2 separate regions of the Homo sapiens genome follow, and region 2 is linked to region 1. Evidence: chromatin loops called from intact Hi-C (ENCODE). Cell type or tissue: breast epithelium. All regions are shown on one strand. Each heading gives the region's core, and the rest is flanking DNA. Links, peaks and the distances in the headings are about the cores only.

Evidence for each region. Peaks named below come from ENCODE experiments on the same cell type or tissue, not always from the same donor. Only the 100,000 strongest peaks of a DNase experiment are listed, where the experiment ranks them.
Region 2: it touches region 1 in a loop (17-fold over the local background); 2 of 110 quality-filtered maps call a loop at or near these places.

The regions. Positions count from the first base shown.
Region 1 is chr19:15,676,733-15,686,841 of GRCh38, reverse strand. It overlaps CYP4F12 (cytochrome P450 family 4 subfamily F member 12), which reads right to left. Exons shown (of 13, transcript NM_023944.4): 3 at 8,437-8,581; 4 at 6,545-6,598; 5 at 6,323-6,450; 6 at 4,332-4,453; 7 at 3,079-3,349; 8 at 1,960-2,026; 9 at 1,645-1,774. Among named protein-coding and RNA genes, the nearest start is that of CYP4F12, 8.7 kb to the right of the region's middle. In breast epithelium, for the core only: no CTCF peak of the experiment used is centred there; no DNase peak of the experiment used is centred there.
Region 2 is chr19:15,609,397-15,619,505 of GRCh38, reverse strand. CYP4F8 (cytochrome P450 family 4 subfamily F member 8) reads right to left here and starts at 4,288. Exons shown (of 13, transcript NM_007253.4): 1 at 4,226-4,288; 2 at 3,692-3,890; 3 at 1,362-1,506; 4 at 1-16. The coding sequence starts at 3,889. It also overlaps the pseudogene RPL23AP2. In breast epithelium, for the core only: no CTCF peak of the experiment used is centred there; no DNase peak of the experiment used is centred there; H3K27me3 peaks cover 174 bases.

The DNA of each region.
Region 1 (10,109 bases), core at 1,126-9,125:
TCCATTGCCTCCTCTCCATCCCCAGCCCCTGCCCTGGCTCAGGTCCCAGAATGTCTTCACTGGGACTTCATTCTACAGCTGGTCCTCTCTCCACAGTAGCTCTGAAAAGATCTTTCTGGTGCCCAGATATGACCTGCCCCTCCCCTGCTCAACCACTTGTTATGGCTTCCCATTGCCTTTGGGTTAAAATGGAAGCCATTACCATTTTCCCATATTTTCCACAGCCAGACTCTGCTTTCACTACCATAGTTATTATCTCATCACAACTCAGTTCCTTTCTCTCTCATTCTCTCTCTGTCTCCTTCTGTCTTCCCTCCTCTCTTTATCTTGCTCTCCCTCACTTTTCCTCCCTCTTACTTCTCCCTCCCTTTATAACCATCTCCTTCCCTGACACACAAACCTCTCTTTCCCTCTTCTCCCTCTCTCCTGCTCCCTCTTTTTGCATTTTTGCCCAGACTTTCTTTTTGACCTAGGGCACTACTGCATCCAAACACCTACTGATCACCATTCAGGGTTTCAGTTGAGGCACTTTATTATTTTGGTTTTTTACTTTTTTAGAAATGGGTTCTTTCTATATTGCCCAGGTTGATCTTAAACCTGACCTCAAGTGATTATCCCACTTCAGCCTCCTCGGTACTTGGTATCACAAGCGACAGCCACCAGATCTGGCTTGAAACACTTTCTATCACACTTTCTGTACTCCCAGCCATGCTTCTCTTGCTCTCAACTCCATCCTTGCCTATGTGGACTGGGAATGTCTTGTGGGGGACTGTTCCTACTAGGCTGGGAGTACCTGGAAAACACATCCATAGGCAGGGTTCTTTCCAGGTCTCCAGAGCACAGAAAGGTGTGGGAACAGAACTGGCAATGGAAAGGCATGTGGAAGAGTTTGCTGAATGAAGACTGAATGGATGAACGATGCAGGTGTTCTAGACAAAAGATAGATGACTTTTACCCCCAGGTCTCCCTTAGGACTCCCTGGACTGGACCGGAGGGTAGGAATTAGGGAACAGAAGAGTAAACATTCAGGAAGTAAAGATGTTTGAAAAAAATATGATAATTCAGAGTAAACAAGAAAGGAGTGAAGGGAAAATTCATTGACTGAACATGTCTAGATGTCATCGTCTGCCTTCATATATTGTCCTTAGTTCTCTCAGCGGGCTAGGACTCTCTGTCCCAAAAGTCTGAAAACTTTCCCCTGCTAGCCAGGTTGGATACCAAGTTCTGCCTCTGTGCTCTGCTCCTAGTACTACTAAGCAATAATGGAAGAATTGACAAAAACAACTTCTCCCTCCCCACCTGAGCAAACATTCAAGAAGTGAGGATTTTCGAAAAAACTGATATTTCTGGGAGAACAGAAACAGAGTGGAGGGGAAGTTCATTTGCTGAACATGTGCAAAGTAGCATTATCTGTCCTCACACATTGTCACCAATTCTCTTAGCAGCCCGGGTCTTTCGGTCCTAAAGGCCTGCAACTTTTCCCCTGACAGCCAGGCTTGGTATCAAGCCCTGCCTGTGGTCCTCTGCTTTTATACCCACTAAGCAATAGTGGAAGAATCCACAAAACAACTCCTCCACCCCTCCTCACTTGGGGAGCAGAACCAATGATGGGCTCAGGAACAGGCCAGAAGAACTTGCACTCACCATTCAATCTCTTTAGGATCGCGGTCCTTCAGAAGCTCTTGCACCTCCTGTCGGCAGCGCTCCTGGTATTCTGGGTGCCTCGCAAGGTTGTACAGGACCCAGGAGAGGCCACTGGCCGTGGTGTCATGGCCTGAGGAGCAGCCAGGTAAGCTTGGCTTCAGCACCGGAGGGTGGACAGCGCCCAGATATTGAGGCCCTCAGGAGGATGGAGGGAGGGGGAAGATGGGCAGAATGGAGTGATCCAGGGTCCACCCACCCGGATCCTGAGATGGAGGGACCTCTGTCTCCACTGTAGTCCCACACTGGGACCCTCACCTCCAAACATGAAGGTGTCAGCCTCTGCTCTTATATCCTCATCTGACAATGCCTTCCCATCTTCATCCTGAAGAGAAAGCAAGACACACACACACACACACACACACACACACACACACACACACAAATTATACTATCTCTGAGACTCCGGAGTCTAACCTGAGATAATCTCTGAAGCTCTGATCTTCCAGAAACTCAAATGCACTCTGCACGTCTAGATCTCTCTTGTTCACCATCACCAAAGCCCCAACTCCAAGGGCTTCCCCCAGATCCTTTGCCTCCTCTTTGGACCCTGGTGACAGGAATCAATGGTTCTCGAATATTTTCATTTTTCTGCATAATACAGACTTTCAGAGAAAAAGATACTGGCAACCTGGGGTACAGGATATTTGAATGGCAATTTGCCTTGGAGGTTAGAAATTATGTATTGCTCCAAAAATATTTGCTGACATTCTAGAGTGGTAAACCCAGAGAATCTTATCTTTCCAGAAGATATTTGGGTTATAAAACTCTAGAAATTGCCATCTCACAGGAGAGGGGTAGTTTATACGCCAGAACAAAGCATTCTCTCTCTCTCTCTTTCTCTGTCTCTAACTTTCACCCTGTAATAAAGAAGGAGCATATGAGCTAGCTGTCCTATATAAGCTATAATACTCATAATGTGGGGGCCCCTCTCCTTGGTGCAAATTCTTGTGCATTTACAGGTAAAAACATTGTGTTGCCCTAGGAATGGGGAGCCAGCACTACCATCCTACTCCACCTGCTGTTACTGCTGTAAATAATTAATGGGCTGCTGTGATCCAGGGGTTTGGTGCATCTTTTATCATAGATACAGACATAGACAAAGACATAGACATATAGATACACATAAAAATGTGAAAGACTAACACACTAACTTATAAGTTGAATAAAATATCATGCTCCTCACAGTTTCAGAATTAGCAGTGCCCTGTGGGCTGCATGCAATAAAGTCATCTCTAAAACCTATCTGTGACCTTCCCTTTCTCAAGCATCTTCCATGGCTCCCAGTGCCCTTTGGATCAAAACCAATTTATTTCACCTGACATTTGACATGAAGCTCTATTCTCTCACCTAAATTCAGATCATAGAGAAACCTACCTTGCTCAGCAGAAGCACATCAATGAAATCCAAAGTCTTGGACTTGGCTTTGTCTTTGAAAAAATCATCAATACCCTGAGTGGGGAGGGTGCGACGCCGCTCCCGGATGACAGCGTCTGTGAAGTCATGCACCAGGCGGCAGGCCCTGTGGAAGCGCCGCCCGTCATGGGAGAGGTAATACAGAAAGTCCATGTGCTGGAGGATATGCTGGCTTCTTTTCTCTACAAGGGCACTGAGCTCCAAGATGGTGGCAATATATTCACTGGGCCTCCTGCAGAGCAAGGGCAGAAAGGGAGGCAACAATGTAACGTATGCAAAGCCCCAGGAACACCTCCCACCAGCAGCCAGGAGCTACCTCCCATCAGGAAACTGAGTATCTAGAAATAGATGGTCCTAGAGATACATGGTGGGTATCAGTCATGAGACTGACTCTCTAGACTGTCTTCTCTCCCTGCATCCTATCTCTGAGAGAGCTGTCTCCATGCACCTAGGCACCTAGAGTATAGCTTGGACACCATGCTTCTCTCCTCTGTCTCCCATCCAGTATGCAGTACTGATCATTTTCCTTACCAAAACTGTCCACACAACTCAGACTTCATCCTCTTCCAGTTCAGCCCTGCTCCAGCCCCCAGCATAACCAACTCTCTCTCTCTTTCTCTCTCTCTCTCTCTGTCTCTCTGTCTCTCTCTCTCTCCCTCTCTCTTTCACCCTGTAAGAAAGAAGAAGCAGCTGGGCACAGTGGCTCATGCCTGTAATCCCAACATTTTCTGAGGCCAAAGAGGGCACATCACCTGAGGTCAGGAATTTGAGACCAGCCTGGACAACATGGTGAACCCCCTCTCTACTGAAAATACAGAAATTAGCTGGGCGTGGTGGTGGGCTATCAGTTTCCCACACAGCTCAGCTCTTATCACATCCATCATCAGCTGAAACTACAAAAGGTCTCTGGAAATGTCTTGATAAACTTCATACCACTTTTCCTGATTTTCAGTGCCCTTAATATCTAGCCCCTACTTCCACAACCTCATTTCTACTGTCTCTTGCACATGCTTGGCTCATCCTAACCTTCTTGCTTTTACACACATATTTCTACCTGGAAAGACAGCACTTTCTCCTCTTCCTCGACCTTCAAAGCACAGCTATGATACAAATCCTCCCGAAAGGTACTTCTGGTTACTTTGCTCATTCCTCCCTCCCCAACTTTCTCCCTTTGGTCCATGGATTCATATCCCAGGCCCTAGGAAGGAACTCACTCCTGACAATGGCTGTCAAAGCTGAAGATGCATTTCTGTAGACTGTCCAAGGTCATGAGGCTGATGTGCTCAAACATGTCCAGACGACTGCTGCCCTCTGAGGCCAGGTGCTGCCACTTGTCCTGGCCAGAGAAGGGAAGAGAGCTAGAGCTGGGCCCTGCCTCCTTTGTGCCCCTCCCCAGTCCCAAACATCAGGATGGACTCCCCCACAACCAGCCTCCTGGTCCTCTGCCCCAGGAACCCATTGCCAGCGAGGACCAGACTGGGATGCGAGCAGAAACTGTTAGTATAGGAGATGAAGACCCATGGCTTGGAGTCAAGAGACCTGCATTCAAGTCTCAGCTCTGTCTCCTATGCTCTATGTGCCCTTGGTCAACATATTGCCCTCCTCTAGGTCCCACCTGTCAAATATTCAATAACGGTCAAGGTGATCTGCTTTGGGGCCAGATAAACCAGGATAGAATCTCTGCTCCACCAGTCCTAGCTCACTTCCTGGCTGGTTGAACTCTGTCCAGCTCCCTAATCTCTCTGGCCCTCAGTTCATCATCTGCAATAGGACAAAAATAACCATAACCTCACAGGATTATTAAAATTAACTTAGACAACTTATATCCTGGCATTGGGACATGACATTTTCTCAGGCATATGATGAGTAAATGTTTGCTTTATTCATCTCCATTGTAATAAATTCATTTCAAAAATATCCCTGTGTTGGAAGAGGCACTTCTTCATCAGCCCTGAGCATCCTTGCTGCGTATGCCACCAATGCAAGACTGTGATGTTCTTACCTGAGCCATTTCTCAGAGTTGTATTTGCAGATAACCACCTGGAGAGATAAGGCAATGACTCCTCCTGGACCAATATCAGGCTTGTTTCTGCCACTATTAAAGTAGATTCCCTAAGCCTAATGCCCATTGTATGTCATGCAATGTACTGCATGAGCAGGCTAATGTAGAGGCCCACCAGTGTCACCCCCATGGAATTTAGGTTGACTCAGAAAAAGGATACAAACCAACAAGAAGTACATGTTGCTTATTGTGCCATGAGTAATCAACTACCCTTTGTCTCTGACCCAGGAATCTGTTAGAATGCATGAGACAGTAACAAGCTAACTTATCAGTTTGCATATTTAAAACAAATCCTAGACACTTCACAAAATCCTGACCCCCAATTCTTCACTTCTCCCTGTATTCGTACCCTTTCCACAGTAATTTTTCAGCAACTCCCATTAAGAGATGCGTTCTATTTTACACCCCTTTGAGTCTGTACTGGACTTTTGACTTTCGACTTTCTTTGGCCAGTACAATGTGGTGAAATGATGATGTAATAACTCTAATAGACTCAAACCTGGTTGAACTTTGAAGTATTGCAGAGACAATGTCCACAGACATTGCAGCCTCCTCTCAGTTTCTCGGAGCCCAGTCTCTGCCATGTGAACAACAGGGTGCCTTCTGGAGGCAGAGAATCACATGGGGGAAAGTCCAGGTGTCACAGCTGAGCCCATCCCAGATGAGTCTGAAGGTACTGAAGCCCCAAACGTGAATGAACTGAGCCAGGATCAGCAAAGCTGCCCCCCGACCCACAGCTGCTCATGTGCCAAGAGTGATCCCTTCCACATCCAGAAGAACTGGCCAGCTGTCTCACAGACTCGTTAGCAATTGTAAACCCTTATGGCTCTAAGCCAATGAGTTCTGAAGTGGTTTATAATCAGCAATGACTACTACACAATCTTCATTTTTACTCTCTTGAGTTTACAGGGATTCTGTGAGAAAAACACAGAAACTGACACCTTCTGAGAACCTACTGTGTGCCAAGTAAATGACCTTTCAAGTAGGGATTATCATCCCCATTTTACAGATGAGGAAACCAAGGCTCAGAGAGGAAGAGCAATGGCCCAGTGCCACCCAGAAGAGCCAAAATTCCAGACCAGATGTGTCCATGGTCCCTCCACCCCAAGACTCCATCTGGGACCCAGACTTCAAGGGACTCACAAGCATGATGTTTGCACTCTTGTTGAAGATCGTTATATAGGACTTCAGGATGTTGAAATGGAAGGCGGGCGTCAGCATCCGACGGTGGCGGCTCCACTTGTCACCGCCACTCAGCAGTATCCCTTCTCCTAGTAGGGCAGCCAAGGACAGTGGGCAAGAGCAGCACTTCCCCTACCCTCCCCGCAAGGTTGTCCCCAACCCCTTTCACCTGCAGGTACTCACCCAGCCAGGGCTTCAGGAACCTGATGAAGAGATTATCCTTGGGTGCAATGGCAGCTGACATGAACGAGGACCATCAGGGGCCATGTAGAGGGCAAGAGAGGAACTTCAGGTATAGGGCAAGGCTGCCTACCAGCACTTTCCCCACTCCATGCCCAGCATAGCAGGAAGGGGGCCAAGGGCAAAGGACGAAGGGAGGATAGAGGAAGAAGGACCAGCCCAGGCTGCAACAGCACAGTAAAGCTATGACACAACCTAACAGGTCATAGCACACCCCAGCACGCCTTGACATGGCTCCTATATATCCCAACATGTTCTGCAACAACTGAACACAGCTCCACACTCTACAAAATACCTTTAAAGGACCTCGGACACCCTGTCTGCCATAGCACTCTCTGTCATCTCCTGACATGGACCTGAGATAGTCTGACATGACCTCTGTGTACCCCACAGACAGGCCCCAGATAGGGTTTAAATGTGATTTCTTAAATGTCCCAGACATGTCCCAGGTGGAACCAAGAGTTTTCTTCAAGCGTGATTAGAATGGATTCCGAAACCTGGCTCAGGGAGACTAAAATAATAACTCTGACAATTCCAAAGAGACCCTAGCTCCCAGACCTTGGACAAGCTACAAACATGGCCAAGAGATGACAAGGAGGAGAAAAGACAATTTCAAATCACATGTCAGAGAAGAACCAGAAAGTCTCTGACATGCCCCAAGTGTCCTCGACCACAGCTGAGCCACACACATGATGACTTCTCCATATGATCCCAGGTTAAACAGAAAAGATATAACCAGGTATAATATTGAAACTATAGGCGGCTATTTATGGGACCCCTGGGGGTAAGGTGAGCTTTCGGACAAGAACTGAGCTGCTAGGACCCATGGTTGACAGATAAGAGAACGGCTGCCTTAAAAGAAAAAGTGATGCAGAGAAATGGTGAAATTAAGAAAAGGAGACAGATCCCTGATAATGTTCATTGACACCTGGATTCAGCCATGCCTGAAGACCACCCTCCCTGAAATTTACACTCCTTTGACTCTCTTTATTTGCTTAGAGCACACGAAGTTGAGTTTCCATCACTCACAACTGAAAGAGACCTCAGCAGCCAGAGAGCTGGTGACCTGCACAGAGTCACTAAGGATTTGGGGGTCAGAGCCATAGATTTTGTGGGATGCTGCCACTTCCCTAGCTCAGCCTGGTGTGTCCAAGGATGAGAAGAGCAGAGAGCAAGGGGAGGTCAAGCAGCTGGTGTGGGTTCTCCTATTGGAGAATCCTGAAGCCCATAGGAGGAGAGCAGGAAACTTAGGGTGGATGAGTGATAGGATGAGGTAGAAGGAACTGACCCATCATAGGTGGATGTCACATAAATAGCAGCCCAGATTCTCCACCAGCCACAAATCCTCCTACCGCTTTGGACTGAGGGATGGGCAAGGCTGGTGCAAGGACTGGCTGGGACCCCAAATACCAATGATGCCCACTGCATCATCCTGCCCCACACTTAAAAAATCCTACTTATTGGTCTAGACATAGCTCCAACAACTCTTCCTCCAGGAAACATTCCAGCCTGCCCCAGCAGACACCCAGTTCTCTGTGTTGTCATACCCATCTCTCTCTTGCCCATTCCTGACCCTATGAGGCTGGAAATGTCTCTGTCTAGACCCGTGTCCTTAAGCATGGGGGTTCCTTCCAGAAAGGGCCCTGAATTGAGGCCTCTTGGAGCCCCAGTGGTGCCCAGAACACCAAGACAGGGAGCAGATGGCAATGGAGGGAGAAGACATTGAGAAGGAAGTCTCAATGAGGGGCACGAGTACTCAAGGAGGGACGTGGGTACTGCAGAGACCACACAGAAGCTTGGTCTGGCACCCACCACCACAAGCTCTGCATGGGTACCTGAGGCATTGGTGATAGACCGGATGGTGTCAGGGTGGCATAAAACGATGAAGGGGATGATGGGACCCAGCCATACCGTAAAGCCCTGGGAATAGGTGGCCGACATCTGGGTCGAGTTCTTCAAGCCCTCCTCTGTAGGAGTGATCTGAAAGCAAGTCAAGGGCTGTCACTTCCTGTGATGGTTAATTTTAGGTGTCCACTAGACTGGGCTAAGGGATGCCCAGATAGCCAGTCAAACATTATTGCTGTGTGTGTCTGTGAGGGTGTTTGAGAAGAGATTAGCATTTGAAGGTAAACAGGATGGAAATAGTAGTGCAGAGGAATGAGTGAGTGAGGAAAGGAATGAGTGAGTGAGGAGAGGAATGAGTGAGTGTGGAGAGGAAGGAGTGAGTGAGGAGAGGAATGAGTGAGTGAGGAGAGGAATGAGTGAGTGAGGAGAGGAATGAGTGAGTGAGGAGAGGAATGAGTGAGTAAGGAGAGGAATGAGTGCATGGGTAGAGGAATGAGTGAGTGAGGAGAGGAATGAGTGAGTGAGGAGAGGAATGAGTGAGGAGAAGAATAAGAGTGAGCAGAGGAATGAGTGAGTGAGCGAGCAGAAGAATGAGTGAGTGAGGAGAGGAAGGAATGAGTGAGGAGAAGAATGAGTGCATGGGTAGAGGAATGAGTGAGTGAGGAGAGGAATGAGTGTGTGGGTAGAGGAATAAGTGAGGGAGGAGAGGAATGAGTGAGTGAGGAGAGGAATGAGTGAGTGAGGAGAGGAATGAGTAAGTGAGGAGAGGAATGAGTGAGTGAGGAGAGGAACGAGTGAGTGAGGAGAGGAATGAGCGAGTGAGGAGAGGAACGAGTGAGTGAGGAGAGGAATGAGCGAGTGAGGAGAGGAATGAGTGAGTGGGTAAAGGAATGGGAGGAGGGGAATGAGTGAGGAGAGGAATGAGTGAGTGGGTAGAGGAATGAGTGAGTGGGTAAAGGAATGAATGAGTGAGGAGAGAAATGAGTGAGTGAGGAGGGGAATGAGAGAGTGAGCAGAGGAATGAGTGAGTGAGGACAGGAATGAGTGAGTGAGGAATGAGTTGAGTGAGGAGAGGAATGACTAAGTGAGCAGAGGAATGAGTTGAGTGAGGAGAGGAATGACTAAGTGAGCAGAGGAATGAGTGAGTGAGGAGAGGAATGAGTGAATGGGTAGAGGAATGAGTAAGTGAGGAGAGGAATGAGTGAGTTGGTATTGGAATTAGTGAGGAGAGGAATGAGTGTGGGTAGAGGAATGAGTGAGTGAGGATATGAATGAGTGAGTGAGCAGAGGAATGAGTGAGTGAGGAGAGGAATGAGTGAGTGAGGACAGGAATGACTGAATGAGGGGAGGAATGAGTGAGTGAGGAGAGGAATGAGTGAGTTGGTATTGGAATGAGTGAGTGAGGAGAGGAATGAGTGAATGGGCACAGGAATGAGTGAGTGAGGAGAGGAATGAGTGAGTGGGGAGAGGAATGAGTAAGTGAGGAGAGGAATGAGTGAGTGAGGAGAGGAATGAGTGAGTGGGTAAAGGAATGGGAGGAAGGGAATGAGTGAGGAGAGGAATGAGTGAGTGGGTAGAGGAATGAGTGAGTGGGTAAAGGAATGAATGAGTGAGGAGAGAAATGAGTGAGTGAGGAGGGGAATGAGTGAGTGAGGAGAGGAAT
Region 2 (10,109 bases), core at 908-8,907, 67 kb after region 1:
TTGTCTGTAATGGCATCTGACATGAATGAGGACCATCAGGGTCCATGGAGAGGAATAGAGGAGGGACTTTGGGTATGGAGGGTGGCTCCCAGCCAGAGGTTTGGACGTCTTTTCTCCAAGCCCAGCATAGCAGGAAGGAGGCCATGGGCAGAAGAAGAAAGGAGGGTGGGGGGCATAAAGGGGACCGGACTAGGCTGCAACAACACTATAGAGCAATGATACACCCTGACATGGTACAGCACACCCAGCATGTCTTGACATGGCTCCTACATGGTCCAACATGTTCTGCAACACCCAAGCATAAGTCAACACTCTACAAAACACATTTACAGAATAAGAGTTAAAGACAGAATTCTGATGATATTAGGTGAGACCTGGATCCAGTTGTGCCTGAAGGCCAACCTCCCTGGATGTTGCAGTCAATAGCTTCTCTTTAATGGCTTAGACTGCGTGGGGTTGAGTTTCTACCACTCACAATGGAAAGACACCTCAGCACCCATAGAGAGCCGTGGACCTGCCCAGAGTCACTCAGCATTTTGGGGCTTGAGCCATGGTCTCTGTGGCGTGATACCCCTTCTGCTGCTCTCCCTGGCCTGTCCAAAGATGGGAAGGGCAGAGGGCAAGGGTACGGCTCCAGGCTGGGGTGGTGTCTCCTATTGGAGATTCCTGGGGCCTGGAGCAAGAGGGCAATGAACATATGGTGGAAGTGCCACAGGATGGGATTAGAAGGAATCGACCCACAAGAGGTGAATGTCATGGAAATAGCAGCCTAGATCTTCCACCAACCACAACTCCTTCTCATCTTCTTGTCCTTGCTCTGGGCCTGCAGAAGGACAAGGCCAATGCCAAGCCTGGCCCGGAGCCTTGAATACTAACAATGCCCACTGCATCACCCTGCCCCTGCTTTAAAAAAAAAATTATCACTCATCGTTCCACACCCAGCTCCTGCTACGCCTCCTCCAGGAAGCCTTCCAGCCTGCCCCAGTAGAAACCTTGTTCTCCTATGCTCTGTCACAGCCTATCTCCTCCTGGCCCATTCTGAACCCCATGAAGTTGGGGATGTCTCTGTACTGCTCCATCTCTTCAAGTTTGGGGATTCCTCCAGGACAGGGCCTTGGATTAAGGCTTCTCGGGGCCCCAGTGGTTCCCAGAACAACACGGAGGTGGGGAAGATGGCAGCAGAGAGAAAAGACACTGAGGTTGGGGTTGGTGACTACAGGAAGGAAAGAGGAAGGTGGCTGAGAGAGAAGCAGGAAGGAAGGGGCTGAGTACTACAAGAGCTGCACAGAAGCTTTGGGGATGAGATCTAGAAGCCCTCCAATGTTCTCCTGTGCCCACCACCACAAGCTCTGCAGGAGTACCTGAGGTATTGATGACAGATCGGACGATGTCAGGGTGGCACAAGTTGATGATGGGAGTGATGGGGCCCAACCACCTCACAAAGCCCTGGGGGTAGGTGGCCACCAGCTGGGTCAGGACCCTCAAGCCCTCCTCTGTGGGAGTGACCTGCAAGCAAGGCAAGGGCCATCACCTCCTGTGTCCACTTGACTGGGTTAAGGGATGCCCAGATATCCAGTCAAACATTATTTCTGGGTATGTCTGTGAGAGTGTTTCAGGAGAGATTAGCATTTGAAGGAAAACTGAGGAAGGAGGATCTCCCCTTCCCAGTCTGTGTGGGCATCATCCAATCTGTTGAGGGTCCACGTAGAATGTAAAAGTGGAGGAAGGGTGAATTTGTTTTCTCCTCTGCAGCTGAGACATCCATCTTCTCCTGCCCTTGAACATTAGAACTCCAGGTTCCCAGGGCTTTGGACCCAGACGGAATTGCACCACCAGTGTCCCTGATTCTCCAGCTTGCAGAAGGCATAGAGTGGGACTTTTCAGCTTCCATAAACATGAGTCAATTCCTATAATAAATGCCCTCTTCTGTCTCTCCATAGATTAGATAGATCATAGACAGACAGACGGACTGATAGATAGATAGATAGATAGATAGATAGATAGATAGATAGATAGATAGATGTAGATATTGATATCCTATTAATTCTATTACTCTGGAGAAATAAATACATTTCCCAGGAGGAGCCACAGCAGGTCCCACTGCAGGCTTTAGAGGTGGCACAGCCTCTGCAATGAACAGCATGTCCAGATTCTGCGCACATAGGGGTAATCTCCACTCCCTCCTGCTCCCTTCTCTTGGGGGCAGTATCTAACTTCCAAGGCTACATCCCAGGGAACAGGGGGAAGACAAACTGTCTGTTCATGGAGAAGCCCACCTTGAATAAAGAGGATGGATTTTCTCATCCTGGGAGTGGCTCCAGCCCACGGAAAGTCACGTGGGGTGGGCTCCACAAGTGTGGTGTGTGGGCAGCAATGTGGCCTCAGGACATGTCCCCAGGGCTGGTCCCCACATCCTTTTATGTCCTGGCTGGGCCTCAGGGGCCCCAGGCCCTCCCATGGAGAAGGTCTGTACACGGTGGAACTTCCTTTCTCAGCAGCCCCCAGGGGAGAAGAGGTGGCTCTAACTGTCTGTCAGGAAGAACAGCGGCTCTCACCAGGGAGCACCTTTTGCACATCAAGCTCAGAGCTAGTCCGTCCTGTGTTCCCTCACCCTGCACCTGTGGACACACCCATCATTCCTGCCATTTGCCAAAGAACAGACTGATGCCAAATCGCCCAAAGGGGACAGCAGGTCTAAGTGAAAGGGCAGGGTCTGAAGGGTCAAAGGTAACTTTAAAGAGGAAGTCACTGGCCAATTTTTATCCAGGTTGGGCAACACAACTCATTGGGACAGCTTAGTGGGGATAAAGAAGATGCCCCTGCACGGGGGAGGGTGGAGATGGCACACATCTCTCTTCTGGCCCAGCTGTGTCATGATGTGAGGGTAGGGGGTGTATAGCTACTTCCTATGGGAAAACTCCAGCCCAGAGATGGATGGACACAAGCAAATGGGCCAGGCAGAAAGTGGGTTCTAGACAGTGAGCCCAAGAGGCCTCCAGTACAGCAGTGGATAATGTGGAAATAATGGTGAATACCTGCTGCGTAACCCCCACTCTGCCACAGGAACCCATCAGAGGTTCACTAGTGTACTGAAAACAGTCAGGAAAAGAATTCAAAACAGTCTAGGGGTGACTTCCCCTAGACAAGGAGATGAGAAAGGCTTGGCATGGCAAAGCAGAGGAATGAGTGAGCAAGGAGAGGAATGAGTGAGCGAGGAGAGGAATGAGTGAGCGAGGAGAGGAATGAGTGAGCGAGGAGAGGAATGAGTGGGTGAGGAGAGGAATGAGTGAGTGAGGAGAGGAATGAGTGAGTGAGGAGAGGAATGAGTGAGTGGGAAGAGGAATGAGTGAGTGAGGAGAATGAGTGAGTGAGGAGAGGAATGAGTGAGTGAGGAGAGGAATGAGTGAGGAGAATGAGTGAATGAGGAGAGGAATGAGTGAGTGAGGAGAGGAATGAGTGAGTGCGCAGAGGAATGAGTGAGTGAGGAGAGGAATGAGTGAGTGAGGAGAATGAGTGAGTGAGGAGAGGAATGAGTGAGTGAGGAGAGGAATGAGTGGGAAGAGGAATGAGTGAGTGATCAGAGGAATGAGTGAGTTTCTCTGCCGTCCCAGACCCGAGCCCACCCCCTCAGCCTGAGCCCCATTTCCACCCTTCCACCCTGAGACACTAGATCCATCCTCCTGCCACTCACCAGGCCCAGGTGACCCAAGAACCAGTTCTGTTTCCGGGGCTGCGGGAAACACCGGAGGCGGCGGCCGTTGTGATAGAAGGCATAGGTCCAGGCCAGGATGCGGGCCAGGAGCCAGGAGGCCCCGACCACCAGCAGGAGCAGCCACGGGGATGCTGCCACCGGCCTGAGGCCCAGCCAAGACAGGCTCAGCAGCGACATCCTGCAGGGCAGACGGGATGGAGGGTGAGGTCCTGAGGCCTAGGAAAGGGGCTGGGGAGCTCCAGGACCAATGATGGGTAAACATGGTTAAGAGCATGGAGGGAGATTCAGGGAATCTCAGGGGAAGAGGCCAAGGGAGAGGGGAGAGGAGAAGTGACACAAAATTAGAGATCAAGGAAACTAGAGACCAGAAACCAGACAGCCTCATCTAGAACCACCAGCCAACTTGACCTCTGGTTACCTGCAAGCACCCATCACCAGGGCCAGCTCCCTGGAGCCATCCCAGTCTTGGGCAGTGCCCCTCCCTATCCAGCCCTGCCACCCCCAGCCTGGCACCTTCTGTCAGGAGAAGGTTGTCCCGCACAACCTCCTCTCCTCCTTTGCCAGGAGGTTTTTGCTCCTGGCCCCAGATCTAGGAAACACTTCAGGAGGCTGGGCGGGGCTGGACTAGCCAATCCTCACAGCCTGGATGCCTCCTTTGTGCCAGGGCAGCCAACCAAAACCCGGGGACTGGTGGGGACCATAACTGTAGAAGAACCAATTCAGGGTGACCGAGCATGGCCACTCAGTCCTTGGTACCTCTCATGTAAGGCAGAGGGTAAGTTGGAGGGCAGCCAATGGTGATCTGAGCCCCAAAATGTGCAGCCACCCTGCCTTTCCAAGACCAGGGGAAGGTAGGTAAAGGAATGAAGTGTTCAGATGCCAGGTGAGCTGGGTGAGGCCAAGCCTTCTCCCAAAACATCCCCCAAGTTCCCCTCCAAATGTGGGCCAGGAGAATGCTGTGCACCATTTCTCAGTGCAGATTTAGGAGATTCAGAGACAGAAGCCTGTTGCCCTCCACTGCCAGCCTGGCAGGAATTCAAGTCCTGCCTCCCAGCAGCCCAGGACCTAGGCTGAGACCTGACTGACAGGAGCAGGAACAAAGAATGCAGCACCACTGGGGATTACCCAGGGTCAGATTCTGGAGATAACGAGACCAGCTGGGAAAGCAACCTGGATGCTGGGCTCAGCATAGGAGGACAGAGGGGGCCTGTGAAGGGTAACGCTGAGGGAAGCTGAGAGCAGACGAGGTCGAGACAGTGGAAGGCAGAGCCAGGGGACCCTGAGTGGAGTCTCCTTCTGCTCTGTCCTTGCTTTGATGATGGGCAGTACTGCCCCTCCTGGGCTCAGGCTTTTTTTTTTTTTTTTCTTGAGACGGAGTCTTGCGCTGTCACCCAGGCTGGAGTGCATTGGCGCGACGGGATGGAGGGTGAGCTCGGCTCACTGCAAACTCTGCTTCCTGGGTTCAAGCGATTCTCCTGCCTCAGCCTCCCGAGTAGCTGGGATTACAGGCGCCCACTACCACGCCCAGCTAATTTTTTGTATCTTTAGTAGAGACAGGGTTTCACATGTTGGCCAGGCTGATCTCGAACTCCTGACCTCGTGATCTGCGCACCTCGGCCTCCCAAATTGCTGTGAGCTCAGATTTTGCATTTGGGAGATGGGATGTGGAATGAGGGGCTTTAGAGGGGGACAGAGGAGGAGTCTTCAGAGGAAAGAGCCTCAAAAAGAGGAGGTGAAGGGAAGGAGCTGGCAACATGCACTTTAACTGTAAGGCTCAGTTACTCAAAGTGTGGTCCAGGGACCTGCGCCATGAGCATTACCTGAGAGCTGGCAGGAAATGCAGAATCCCATGCCCCAATCCAGAAATACTAACTCAGGATTGCATCTTAATAGAACCCCAGGAAATCCCTATACAATCCTTCAAGTTTAAGTAGACTTGTTTTAAGATTCCTGGCTCCAGGCTTTGCAGGGATGCTGGGAGTTAACCCCTTAACCTTTCTGATTCTCAGGGCTTCTTTCAGTTATAAAATAAAAAGAAAAATCTATGCCTCTCAGGGCTGTTCATGCAACTATATGTTTCTTGAGCACCTACTATGTGCCAGGCACTGGGGATGCAACAGTGAGTGCTCAGCTGTCAAAGGTATCACATCACGTAAAGAGACAGGCAATGATCCAATAAATCAGACAATCCAATAAATCAGAGAATCAGGGAGGGCTTCCAGGAGGAGGTGACCTTTTAGCAGAGACATGAATGAAGAGGGAGACCCTCCAAGGGCAGCCATGGGATGCGGCACCCAGCTGCGCAAAAATGCACATGAGTTCTTCTTCCTTTGCAGTTCATGCTGAGATCACCAACACATGGGACCACACAATTCATCCTTGGGAAGGCCAAGGTGGGAAGTGAAATCTGGCCCAATATTGAAGCCATAAGCATATGTTGAACTTTCATGAGCCATGAGCAAGGACTCACACCCCAGCAGGACTCTGCAGCCTGGGAGAAGCCAAGTTTCATCACTGAGGTCCTGATTCCTGGACCAGGTAGCAGAACAGGAAATTGAGGCCAAGGGCAGGAGAGATAGTCCAGAGGGAGCTCTCTACTCTGGGAGTTTTGTGCCTGAGAAGGCTGGAGTCTCCCCAAGATTTCTCATCCAACCAGGAATATCTCAGGGGCCAAATCACACAGCCTGGCTTATGGAAAGTCCCCTAGTGAGTATTGGAGGGAGGGGAGTCACTCATGGGAAAACAGAAGCTGGTGCTTCTCTGCAGGGGCCCTTCCACCCCTACCCAGAGTGGGGCAGTGGGAAAGTGCACCAGACCACAGAGTGACCAGCCTCAGTCACCACCCATCAATTCCTAAGCCTAAGTCTTCACATCTGACAAATGTGTCTCCTAAAGCATCACAAAGCATTGCCAGCATTCTATCAGACACAGGGAGAGAGAGCAGAGAATAAGTTCCAAATTAAAGATGTGAGTAATGGTCCCATCAATATAAAAAACGTACGAGTGTATGTGTATGTGTCTGTATGTACACATGTGTATGCACACTGAAAAAAATCCAGAAGAATGCACATACCACGATGGAATTGGAGAAATTACAATTGGAGTAGAAACCTTTTAACTTTCTACACGTCTCTGTTGCTTCGTTTTTCAAGCTGGGATGCTATAAATGTAATAATTAAAACAATTTTTTTTTTCCTCTGAAGTCCTTGTCCTTTATTGGGCAAGGGGTGAGGGAAGCAGACAGACCGGTTGGACACAGTAGATGGGTGTGTGAGGACAAAATGCTACCAGAAAGCCAGCCAATCCACACTCCCCTGAAATGGATGCTAACGCCCTTCAAACCCTGGGCATTGGTTTCATACACAGCCTCTTCCAGGGATAAAAGGGGTTCTTGTACAGCTTCTTGTTACCCTCAACCATGGAGGCAAGTTCTGAGTTCTGGTTTTCCTAGGACACTAACTCTAGTCACAAAGATCTCTGGAGTGATCACACATGGTGGAGTGGCAGGGTGAATATTTCAAAAGGATAAGTAGAACAGGAGTCTTGCCCAAGCCCTGTCATGTCAGTGTCTGTGTGTGGCCTCCCAGCCCAACCAGAAATTGACAGAGAGGCATGTATATGGTGAAAAGATATATATATATATATTCAGAATTAGGCAGCTGCACTCAGTTTAGATAATCCCAATTTTGTTGGCAACATCCAAAGCATCGTAATCAGGAGTCAGTCGAACATATACCTTCTTCTCTCCATCAGGCCGAATCAGGGTGTTGACCTTGGCCACATCAATGTCATAGAGCTTCTTCACAGCCTGTTTGATCTGGTGCTTGTTGGCTTTAACATCCACAATGAACACAAGTGTGTTGTTGTCTTCTATCTTCTTCATGGCAGACTCAGTGGTCAGCGGAAACTTGATGATAGCATAGTGGTCAAGCTTGTTTCTCCTGGGAGCGCTCTTCCGAGGATATTTGGGCTGTCTCCGGAGTCGCAGTGTCTTCGGCCGCCGGAAGGTGGGTGACGTGTGGATCTTCTTTTTGTGGCTGTGGACACCTTTCAACACTGCCTTCTTGGCCTTTAAAGCCTTCGCTTTGGCTTCGGCTTTAGGAGGGGCAGGAGCTTCCTTCTTCACTTTCGGCACCATCTTGTGAAAAGGGTCCAAAACAAATTTTTTTAAATAAATAAGGATTTGGTACAGTGGGGACACAGTTGATCCACAACATAGGTGAGTAGTTCTGTTTCGTTTTGTTTTGTTTTGCTTTGCTTTGTTTTTTGAGACAGAGTCTCACTTTGTCACCCAGGCTGGAGGGCAATGGTGCCAATCTCGGCTCACTGAAACCTCCGCCCCACCAGGTTCAAGCGATTATCCTACCTCAGCCTCCCGAGCAGCTGAGATTACAGGCATGAGCCACCACACCCAGCTAATTTTTGTATTTTTAGTAGAGACAGGGTTTCACCATATTGGCCAGGCTGGTCTCCAACTCCTGACCTCAAGTGATCCAACCACCTCGGCCTCCCAAAGTGCTGGGATTACAGGCGTGAGCCACTGCGCCCAGCCAATAGGTGAGTTGTTCTTACTGTGTCACCATGAAGACCCAGCTCCCAGGAATCGGCCTGCAGTCTCCCTAGAACAAGCACACGGGCTGCCCACTAGCTGGAGTTTCACCTTCCCTGTCCTTGAATGCTCAGGAAGGAACACATTCTGGCTTCAGCACAACTGAGTTCAAGTCCAGGCTCTGCCACTCACTAGCTGTGTAACCCTCTGAGTCTCATAGCCTCCTCGATAAAATGCAAAGGTCAAGTTCTAACTTTTAGGTAATTAGTTTCTCAACAACAAACTTCACATGAACACTTAAATGGTAGCAGGCATGGTGCTAGGACCTGGGACACAGGTTGAACAAGACAGACGTGGTCTCTGCTGATAACCTACCAGTCACATTAGTCCCAATTAGCCCCCGGAAAAGATCTCTTGATGCATGGGTTACATCCTGTTCCTGAGTAAAGAATCTTGTGAGTTCCTCAAATCTTATCTTTAATTACTCAGATCTTATGAGTTCTTCCAACTGTTGATGTTCTGATTTTCCACTGATATGGAAAAGCACAATCCTTTGTTTCTAAACCATGAAGTTTTGCTTTATATTTATAAATCATAAAGTTTTTCTTTTCTTTTCTTTTTTTTTTTGAGACAGGGTCTTTGTCACCCAGGCTGGAGTGCAGTGGCGCAGTCTCATCTTACTGCAACCTCCATCTCCTAGGTTCAAGCAACCTTCCTGCCTCAGCCTCTCGAGTTGTTGGGATTGCAGGCATGTGCCACCATGCCCAGCTAATTTTTGTATTTTTAGTAGAGCAGAGTTTCACCATATTGGCTAGGCTGGTCTCGAACTACTGGCCTCAGGAGCGATGAGCTTCTCCTCAAGGGATCTGCCCGTCTCAACCTCCCAAAGTGCTGGGATTACAGGCATAAGCCACTGTGCCCTCTCTTATAAAGTTTCACTGATGGTTTTACATACAAAATGTTTTAGCCTGTATGTTATAACCTGTATCTAATCATTATGACCTCTGTATTATACCCTCCAATAAAAACAGACAATTCTGATATAAGAAGTTCCCTTCTCTTCTCCTAAACTTTCTTATAAAAACATTCCAAATTGTAAAAGATTCTGGCACACATCCAAATGTGTTGGTGCATCTTTCTGGGTTGATCCTCACCTTTGGCTTCAAATAAACCCTTATCAAAGTATTTCTGCCTCGGCAGCTTTAATTTCACTCCACAAAATGATGTAGTCATCAGTGTTTCAGAGTGGCCTCCCTGGTCACCCTGGACCTTCCTGAGCAGGTTTCAACCTTCATGCACGGAATCCATCGTGTTCCCCCAACTGGGATGCCCCTGCTGGATGCAACAGATAAGTTTCTCCTGAAATCAACGAACTTCCTGTTTTAGGCAAAGTTCTGCCTTATTGAAGCTGCTTTCCCCCTTGGCTAGGAGGTGCAGTGATGTTCTCAGAATAAGAGCTACTGCTACAAATTTAAGGTAAGGGTTTTTGTTGAATTCTAGGGCAGGGTAAAATAGGATCTTTGTGAATGGTTTCTCTAGGGGGTTGGGGAGAGACAAACTTTCCTTCGTTTTATCATTTTTTGATCACATTAGGGCACTCTTGCTCCACAACATAGCTTGTCTCACTCAAAACAACCAGGATGGGAAATGGGTCCTGTTAAGACTGACTGTACATCAGCCAGTGTTTATACATAAAAGTTATGGAGAAAGTTGTTTGTTTGTTTGTTTGTTTTGAGACGGAGTTTCGCGCTTGTCAGCCAGGCTGGAGTGCAATGACGTAATCTCAGCTCACTGCAACCTCCACCTCCAGGGTTCAAGCGATTCTCCAGCCTCAGCATCCCAGCCTCC